Regions from separate parts of the Homo sapiens genome. Here region 1 is linked to region 2. A link is an interaction called in ENCODE POLR2A ChIA-PET data of the cell type or tissue named here. Cell type or tissue: MCF 10A. All regions are shown on one strand. Each heading gives the region's core, and the rest is flanking DNA. Links, peaks and the distances in the headings are about the cores only.

Evidence for each region. ChIA-PET counts read pairs that join two places held together with the same protein. Peaks named below come from ENCODE experiments on the same cell type or tissue, not always from the same donor. Only the 100,000 strongest peaks of a DNase experiment are listed, where the experiment ranks them.
Region 1: POLR2A ChIA-PET joins it to region 2 with 5 read pairs; 2 of 35 experiments call an interaction of 5 or more read pairs at or near these places.

Annotation. Positions count from the first base shown.
Region 1 is chr3:42,817,765-42,822,161 of GRCh38, reverse strand. It overlaps ACKR2 (atypical chemokine receptor 2), which reads right to left. Exons shown (of 3, transcript NM_001296.5): 2 at 2,451-2,531. Among named protein-coding and RNA genes, the nearest start is that of ACKR2, 11 kb to the right of the region's middle. In MCF 10A, for the core only: no CTCF peak of the experiment used is centred there; DNase peaks (open chromatin) are centred at 2,121 and 2,521.
Region 2 is chr3:42,574,499-42,578,895 of GRCh38, reverse strand. The region is part of intron 1 of SEC22C (SEC22 homolog C, vesicle trafficking protein); the gene reads left to right. Among named protein-coding and RNA genes, the nearest start is that of SEC22C, 5.3 kb to the left of the region's middle. In MCF 10A, for the core only: no CTCF peak of the experiment used is centred there; no DNase peak of the experiment used is centred there.

The DNA.
Region 1 (4,397 bases), core at 295-4,294, 240 kb before region 2:
GTCTCTATCTATCTATAAATACCTAGAAGTCAATGCATATAAATAAATATAGATGTAAACCTAAGTTGTATGTGTTTGTAAATATATACATATATGTATTTCAAAACAAAAGTTTTGATTGATAAAGATTCTGACAGGGGAAAGAGAAGATTGAAAAGTATATTCTGGCTGGGCGTGGTGGCTCACGCCTGTAATCCCAGCACTTTGAGAGGCCGAGGCGGGCGGATCACGAGGTCAGGAGATCGAGACCATCCTGGCTAACACAGTGAAACCCCGTCTCTACTAAAAATACAAAATATTAGCCGGGCGTGGTAGTGGGCCCCTGTAGTCCCAGCTACTCGGGAGGCTGAGGCAGGAGAATGGCGTGAACCCGGGAATCGGAGCTTGCAGTGAGCCGAGATAGCGCCACTGCACTCCAGCCTGGGCGACAGAACGAGACTCTCTCTAAAAAAAAAACAAAAACATATATATATTCTATAAGAGAGAGAACAATCTGAGCATAGGCAGCAAAAAGAAAAGATAGAGAGGCAAGAGAGTGTTCCAGAAAGGGCATGAGCTAAACAGTACTGGGTTCAAATTCTACCTCTGCCTCTATGGAAACCCAAGCAAGTTACCTAACCACACGGAACCTCAGTTTCCTCCTGTATAAAATGGGGGTAATAATACACACTTGTAGAGTTGTTTAAATGATCAGAGACACTTTCGTATGTCAAGTGTGTAGGTCAAGTGTGCAGCAGTGCACGTAGGAAATGGAAGTGAGCTAAACAGGACTCCTGTGTGCGTGTGCTGTTGGCGTATTGCAGACTGAGCAGCTGTATGTGGTTTTTCTTGCTTCTAGTGGAACACGTATGTAAGGAAAAGGGATGCCAGGGACAACTCACTCACTATAGCCTGTGGATCACAAGCATTCTGAATTAACGGTAAAAGCAAATTAGCCAGAAATCGTAACAGGTCTTTTAAAACTATTGATGAGGCCAGGCATGGTGGCTCACGCCTGTAATCTTAGCACCAGCACTTTGGGGTGCCGAGGCGGGTGGATCACGAGGTCAGGCGTTCGAGACTAGCCTGGCAAACATAGTGAAACCTCGTCTCTACTAAAAATTTAAAAAATTAGCCGGGCATGGTGGCAGCCACCTGTAATCCCAGCTACTCGGGAGGCTGAGTCAGGAGAATCACTTGAACCTGGGAGGCGGACATGGCAGTGAGCCGAGATCGCACCGCTGCACTTTAGCCCAGGCAACAGTGTGAGACTCCATCTCAAAGAAAAAAAAAAAAAAACTATTGATGAACTGTCCTTAAGCAATAACCCACCCAATTCCTAGAGAACTCACAAGCTGCACCTTAGCCCAGTCCCACTGCCTTGTGATTTCCTTCTCATCAGCTATATTGTACTAGGCAACAGGCCAAGGTTACTAGCTTTTTTTTTTTTTTTTTTTACTGTTATTTTAGTGCTCATAATCTTTGAAAATCTCTTCTGGCCCTCAGAAAGCAGGGTAACACAAGGACATTGGTGGCTAACATTTGACTGTTGGGTTGGGCAGATTATATTTCTTTTTTTTTTTTTTTTTTGAGACAGAGTCTTGCTCTGTTGCCCAGGCTGGAGTGCAGTGGCGTGATCTGGGCTCACTGCAAGCTCCGCCTCCCAGGTTCATGCCATTCTCCTGCCTCAGCCTCCAGAATAGCTGGGACTACAGGCGCCCACCACCACATCTGGCTAATTTTTTGTATTTTTAGTAGAGATGGGGTTTCACCATGTTAGCCAGGATGGTCTCGATCTCCTGACCTCGTGATCCATCCGCCTCAGACTCCCAAAGCAGATTATATTTCTTTTCTGGTTTTCCCTGAAACAGGGTAGGCAGGTTCCTGTCCCTGAGCAAAAACATCAACATACGGAGAGTCACTCAGGAAACCAATTTGGGTGAAGTATCTGTTTGCATAACCCATTTTTCTTCCAGAGCTATAAAAGTAATTATTCATCCATCTCTGACAAAGGAGACCATTATCCTGTTCTTACTGTGATTTGGATCTAATTTAGATGTCAACTACATTTATGAGTCCTCAATTTATTATGCAATCAAGATAAACAGATGGTGTCTCATAATCAGTATGAGGGCAGAATGACTTGGAGAGCTTGGAGATGAGCCAATAAAAACCTGTTTGCAGTGCCATTGAGTGTGGCAGTGCCTCCCAGAAGAGGTACCTCATTCTCACAGAATTAGCAGACCATAAAAACAGCCCTAATATTTGGGAGAGACAAAGTGAGGGAAATCAGAGAGGCAGTCAATATTCAAGGAAGTGCAGGAGGAGAAAGGGGGGCTCTGAAAGGAAGACTGTGTAAATGGTGGGTGAGCAGGAGGGCTAAAAAGCCAGAAGGGCCTGCAGCCCCTGCCTAGCTACTGCAGCCCCAATAGCTGAAAATGCAGCCAGCATCATTGAACTCAGCTGCTTACCTCAACTTTGCAGAGAGGCAGCCTTGAGTAATTCAATCAGTACTGACTGGAGGGCTCCTGTGTGCAGGTCACCAACAGGCTCTGTGGGCAATACAAAGAAGGACACAATAGAGGTTCTGCCGCCAGGGGGGTTGTAACCCAAGGTACATGCATAATCATGGAACTCAATATCATACCGTGTGCCAGGAAACAGTGAGGGAGCCCAGCTCTTTTCTACTGGAAAGAGCCAGGAAACAGTGAGGGAGCCCAGCTCTTTTCTACTGGAAAGAGCCAGGAAACAGTGAGGGAGCCCAGCTCTTTTCTACTGGAAAGAGCTGTTTGCCTGTGGTCAAAAGAAAGCTCTTAGTTCCAGTGATCAATGTTGTTTTGTGTAATCTAGTCCCATACTTATACAAATATAGATTATAAAAACAAATCAATCTTTTTAGTTACATAGAATTACATAAAATTATGAGTTTCTAACTTTAAAAATCAGGATATAACCCACATAAAACTGAATATTATAAAGACCAAAGTCTTCCTACTCATTCTCTACTAAAAGACATATTTAATAACAAAATATATGCAAGATAAAGTTATACAGACTTTTAAGAGGTGATGGTTGTGTTGTTAATCTCAAATTCAAAAGTCTTCAGAACAAGTAAAAGAGGCAGGAGAGCTTCGGCTTAGTCAGGAAAATTCTGTGCCCACCATCCCACCTGCCCCCCATTTCCCCCACCAACACCCCAGCAAAGAACTAACAGAAAGAACAAAAAGGAATTTGAGGAGCTGCAAAGAATCCAAGATCCATTTTTTAGTGACAACCTGACAGCATTTTGTTTGAAAATGTTGTCAGTAAAAACAATCTATGGGCCAGGTATGGTGGCTCACATCTGTAATCCCAACACTTTAGGAGGCCGAGCCGGGCAGATCACCTGAGGTCAGGAGTTCAAGACCAGTCTGATCAACATGGCGAAACCTTGTCGCTACTAAAAATACAAAAATTAGCTGGGTGTGGTGGCACTTGCCTGTAATCACAGCTACTCTGGAGGCAGAGACAGGAGAATTGCTTGAACCCGAGAGATGGAGGTTGCAGTGAGCCGAGATCGCGCCACTGCACTCTAGCCTGGGTGACAGAGTGAGACTCCGTCTCAAAAAAATTATGCCAATGTCTTTCCTTATTTGATCTGTTTAAGTGCTTTCCTGTGTAAATGATCCTCTCAACATTACTGCTTGTAGGAAGCAGCCAATTCTGGGCCAGTTTGCTCAGAGCACATCACTATGAAAGTGAAAACTCAGTCTCATGTCTGCTGTAGCTCTTCCCCTAGATCTTCATAGAGCTGACCCCTGGTCATTCAGTTCTCTGCTCAGATGTCACTGGCTGGATGTGAAGAAAGGAGGAAGTGGCATCAGGGATTGACCCAGCTTTCATGTTTGGTGAATGGGATGGACAGTTGTTCCATCAAACACGTCAGGGAATTTAGGAGAAAGTGCAGGCTTGTGCGGAGAGAGATGTAGAGAGCAGAGAAGAGGGGAGGAGAGAGATGGTTAACACGGCTCATTTATGGACACATGGAGTCTGTGGAATACCAAAGTGAAGACGTCCAACACAGTTGAATAGATAGCTCTGGAACACAGGCAAGAAGTGTGGCAGACAGAGGAGAGAAAAGAACATCAGCATACAGATGAGAATAAAAAACCATAAAAGTACATGAGATTACTCTAAGAGAAGGGCAGAGAGTAAGAAGGAAAGAGAGCACAGAACCCTAGAGCACACCAATATTTAAGGGACACAGGAAATAAATTCAGTCACTGTAACTAAGAAAGAATGACCAGACTGGAAGGAGAATGAGAAGAAGAGTGTCAATGGAAGATTCATAATGTCAAATATGATAGAAGAGTCAAGTAAGATATGGGCTGAGAAACTGAAATATGTCCATTGAATTATGTCCTTTACTATTGTTGTTT
Region 2 (4,397 bases), core at 203-4,202:
AAGGAGCTATTCACTATAAAGTGTGCCCTTCAGTGTTCATGCATAAAACATCAAAATTACAGTTAATTAGCAGATAAGATATTGGTGGGGATATTTAAAAATTATATTTAAACAAAAAAGTATTAGCATAATTTAAGTAACCAGTACATGAGGATCTTAAGTTAATACTTTTTTCCAGCTTTTATTTTAAGATAATTATAGTTGCAGGAATTTGCAAATATAGTACAGAGAAGTCTCATGTACCCTTCACCTAGTTTTCCCCATTGATTACATATTATATAATTCTAGTAAACAGCAACTCCAGGAAATTGATGTTGGTATAAAGTGTGTGTGTGTGTGTGTGTGTGTGTGTGTGTAGTACTGTCACTTTATCGTGTGTAGATTCCTGTAATCATCACCGCAATCAAGATACAGAATTATTCCATCACCAGATGCCTTTGGCTGTTCATTCATAGTCACACCCATTCCCTTCCTCTCTACCATCCCTAACCTCTGACAACTGTTTATCAGCCCTCCATTTCTATAATTTTGTCATTTCAAGAATGTTACGTAAAAGGATGCATATTGTATATAACCTTTTGATACGGGCTTTTTATAACCAAGCATAATGCACTTGAGATCCATTCAAGTTGTTCTGTGTACCAGGACCATAGTTTATTCTTCTTCTTTGCTGAGTAGTATTCCATGGAATGAATATACTGCGGTTTGTTTAACCATTCACTATTTGTAGGACATTTTGGTTGTTTTCAGGTTTGGTTGTTATAAATAAAGCTGCAATGAGCAATTGTACAGAGGTTTTCGTGTAGACACAAATTTTTATTTCTCTGGGATAAATGTCAGGAGTGTGATTGGTAGATTGTACAATAATTGCATGTTTAGTTTTAAAAGAAACTGCCAAACTGTGTTTTGTTTTTGTTTTTTTTTTTGAGATGAAATTTCATTCTGTTGTCCAGGCTGGAGTGCAATGGTGCAGTCTTGGCGCACTGCAACCTCCGCCTCCCAGGTTCAAGTGATTCTCCTGCCTCAGCCTCCCAAGTAGCTGGGATTATAGGTGCCCACCACCATGCCTAGCTAATTTTTGCATTTTTAGTAGAGATGGGGTTTCACCGTGTTGGCCAGGCTGGTCTCGAACCCTTAACCTCAGGTGATCCACTCACCTCAGCCTGCCAAAGTGCTGGGATTACAGGCATGAGCCACTGCGCCTGGCCCAGACTTTTCTAGAGTATACCATTTTACAGTCCAGTAATGCATGAGAGATCCAGTTTGTCTCCATGCTTGCCAGTGTTTGATACTGTCACTATTTATCATTTTAGCTGTTCTGATGGGTAGGTAGTATTATCTCATTGGGGTCTCAAGTTGCATTTTCATAATAGCTCAATATCTTTTCATGCTCTGATTTGCCATCCATATATCCTCTTTGTGAAATGTCTGTATGTGTGTTTTTCCCATTTTAAAATTGGATTGTTTGTGTTTTTTCACTGTTGAATTTCAAGAGTTCTTTATACATTCTAGATTTGAGTTGCTTATCAGATATGTGGTTTACAGATATTTTCTCCCAATTTCTAGCTTGTCTTTTCATCCTCTTCACATGGGCTTTCCTAGAGAAGCAAAATTGAAAAGTGTTCAATTTTGTTGCAGTCCAGTTTTCCGAATTATCTTATGGATTATGCTTTTGGTGTCATATCTAAGAGCTCCTCACCAAGTCATAGGTCCTGAAGATTTCCTCCTATGTTTTCTTCCAGTTTTATAGTTTTATTTTTCATATTTATATCTATGATAAATTTTTAGTTAATTTTTATGTAAGATGTGAGGTTTAGGTCAAGATTCTTTCTTTTTACTCCCGGCACTATTTATAGAAAAGACTACCCTTCCTCCCTTAAATTACTTTTGCACTTTGTAAAAAATCAGTTAGATATACTTATGTAAGTATATTTTTGGGTTCTGTATTCTGTTTCATTGATCTATGTCTATTCCTCCAACAATACCACACAATCTTGATTACTATAGCTATATAATAAGTCTTGAAGTAGGATAGCATGGTTTTTCCTATTTTATTCTTTTTTCAGAATTGCTTTAGCTATTTTAGTTTCTTTGCCTTTTCATACGCATTTTAGAATAATCTTATCTATAGCCACAAACTCGCTTGCTTATTTTTTTTTTTCAGTAGTTGTATTAAACCTGTATATCAGTTTGGGGGAGAATTGACATCTTTGCTTTGTTGACTCTTCCAATCCATAAAACATGATATATCTCCCCATTTATTTAGCACTTTGATTTCAGGAATATTTTGTAGTTTTCAGCATACAAGTTCTGTATATGTTTTGTTAGATTTATATCTAAGTATTTTATTTAAAAAATTATAGCTTTATTGATATTATTTTTTAGAGTGATTATAAATGGTATTTAAATTTTGGTTTCTATATGTTCATTGTTCGTATATAGAAATGTAATTTTTTTTAGATGAAGTATCACTCTGTCCAAAGGACCAACTTTTTGTTTCATTGATTTTTCTCTGTTTTTAAAATTTTCCATTTCATTGATTTCTATCCTATTATTTCCTTCCATGTTTGTGATTTAAGTTTATTTTGCTCTTCTTCTAATTTCTTGACTTGTGAGCTTAAATTACTGTTTTGAGACTTTTCTTCTTTTGGAATGTAAGCATTTAGTGCTATGGATTTCCCTCTCGGTACTGTTTTAGCTGTGTGACACAAATTTTGATATATTTTCATTTTCATCTAGTTCAATGTATTTTTTTAATTTCCTTTATATTTCCTTTTTAACTTACGGATTGTTTTAAAGTGTGTGTTTAATTTTCAAGTGTTTGGAGGTTTTCTTTACCTTTCTGTTATTAATTTATAATTTGATTACACTGTGGTCATATAACACACTTTGTATAAATTATTTTAAATTTATTGAGTTTTGTCTTATAGTCCAGGATATGGTCTATCTTGGTAGACATTCTGTGGTTTCTTGACTTAAACTCCTGTCCTCAGCAATCCTCCCACCTCGGCCTCCCAGAGGGCTGAGATTACAGGTATGAGCCATTGTGTCCAGCCTATTCTGTGGGGTCTTCAAAGGAATTCTTCTGTTGTTGGATGCAATATTATAAATCATGATTATATCCTTTAGTTGATAGTGTTTTCTAGTTCTTTTTGTAAATCTTTGCTGATTTCTGTTTACTTGTCTTATCAATTTTTGAGGTGCAGTTGATTGAAGTCTCCAGCTATAACTATGGATTTGTCTGTTCCTCCTTTCACTTTATGAGTTTTTGCTTCACTTATTTACATCTTTGAAGTTTGGTGCAAACACATTCAGGATTATTATGCCTTCTTAGTGGACTTATTCTTTTATCATTATGTAATATCCTTCTTTGTTCCTGGACATTTTCTTCACTCTGAAGTCTATCTGATGATAATATAACTCTTGCTTCTTTTGATTAATGTTTGCATGCTATATTTTTTCCATCCATTTACTTTCAACCTACCTATATTGTTATACTGGAAGTGAATTTCATGTAGATAGTATATAATTGGGTCATGTCTTTTATCTACTGTCAGTCTCTGTTTTGGCAATTGTCATATTTAGACCATTTACATTTAATGTAATCATTGATATATATTAGGGAATAAGTCTGCCCTTTTTTGTTTTGTGTTTGTTCTGTTTGTTGTTGCCATTGTTGTTATTTCTCTGTTTTCTTTTCCTTGACTTCTTGTGGGTAATTTGAACATTTTAAAATAATTACATTTTAGGCCAGGCCTAGTGGCTCATGCCTGTAATCCCAGTACTTTGGGAAGCTGAGATGGGAGGATTGCTTGAGACCAGGAATTCAAGACCAGCTGTGGCAACATAGCAAGATCCTGTCTGTACAAAATATATCTTTTAAAAAATTAGCTGGGTATAACGGTACATGTCTGTAGTCCCAGCTACTTGGGAGGCTGAGGCAGAAGGATCACTTGAGTCTTGAGGCTGAGGCAGAAGGATGACTTGAGGTTGAGGCAGCAGTGAGCCATGATTGTGTCACTGCGTTCCAGACTGGGTGACAGAGTGAGACCCTGTCTCAAAAAATAATAATTTCATTTTATAATCTATAGTGTTTTTTAGTATATCTCTTTGTATAGTTTTTAGTGGGGTGTATATGTGTTTGTGTGTGAGTATGTGTATGACTTGTTGTGGTCTCCTGATGTGTTTTACTATTTCAAATGAAATGTAGAAACTTTACCTCCTTTTATGTCTTTGAACCCTCCCATTTATAATTGTCTTAAATAGTTCCTTTACGTATGTTGAGAACCACATGAGACATAATTATTGCTTCATTCACCGAACATAATTTAGAAAACTCATGAGAGAATAATCTGTCATATTTTTAAAAGTTTTTACCCTTTCTGTTGTTCTTTCTT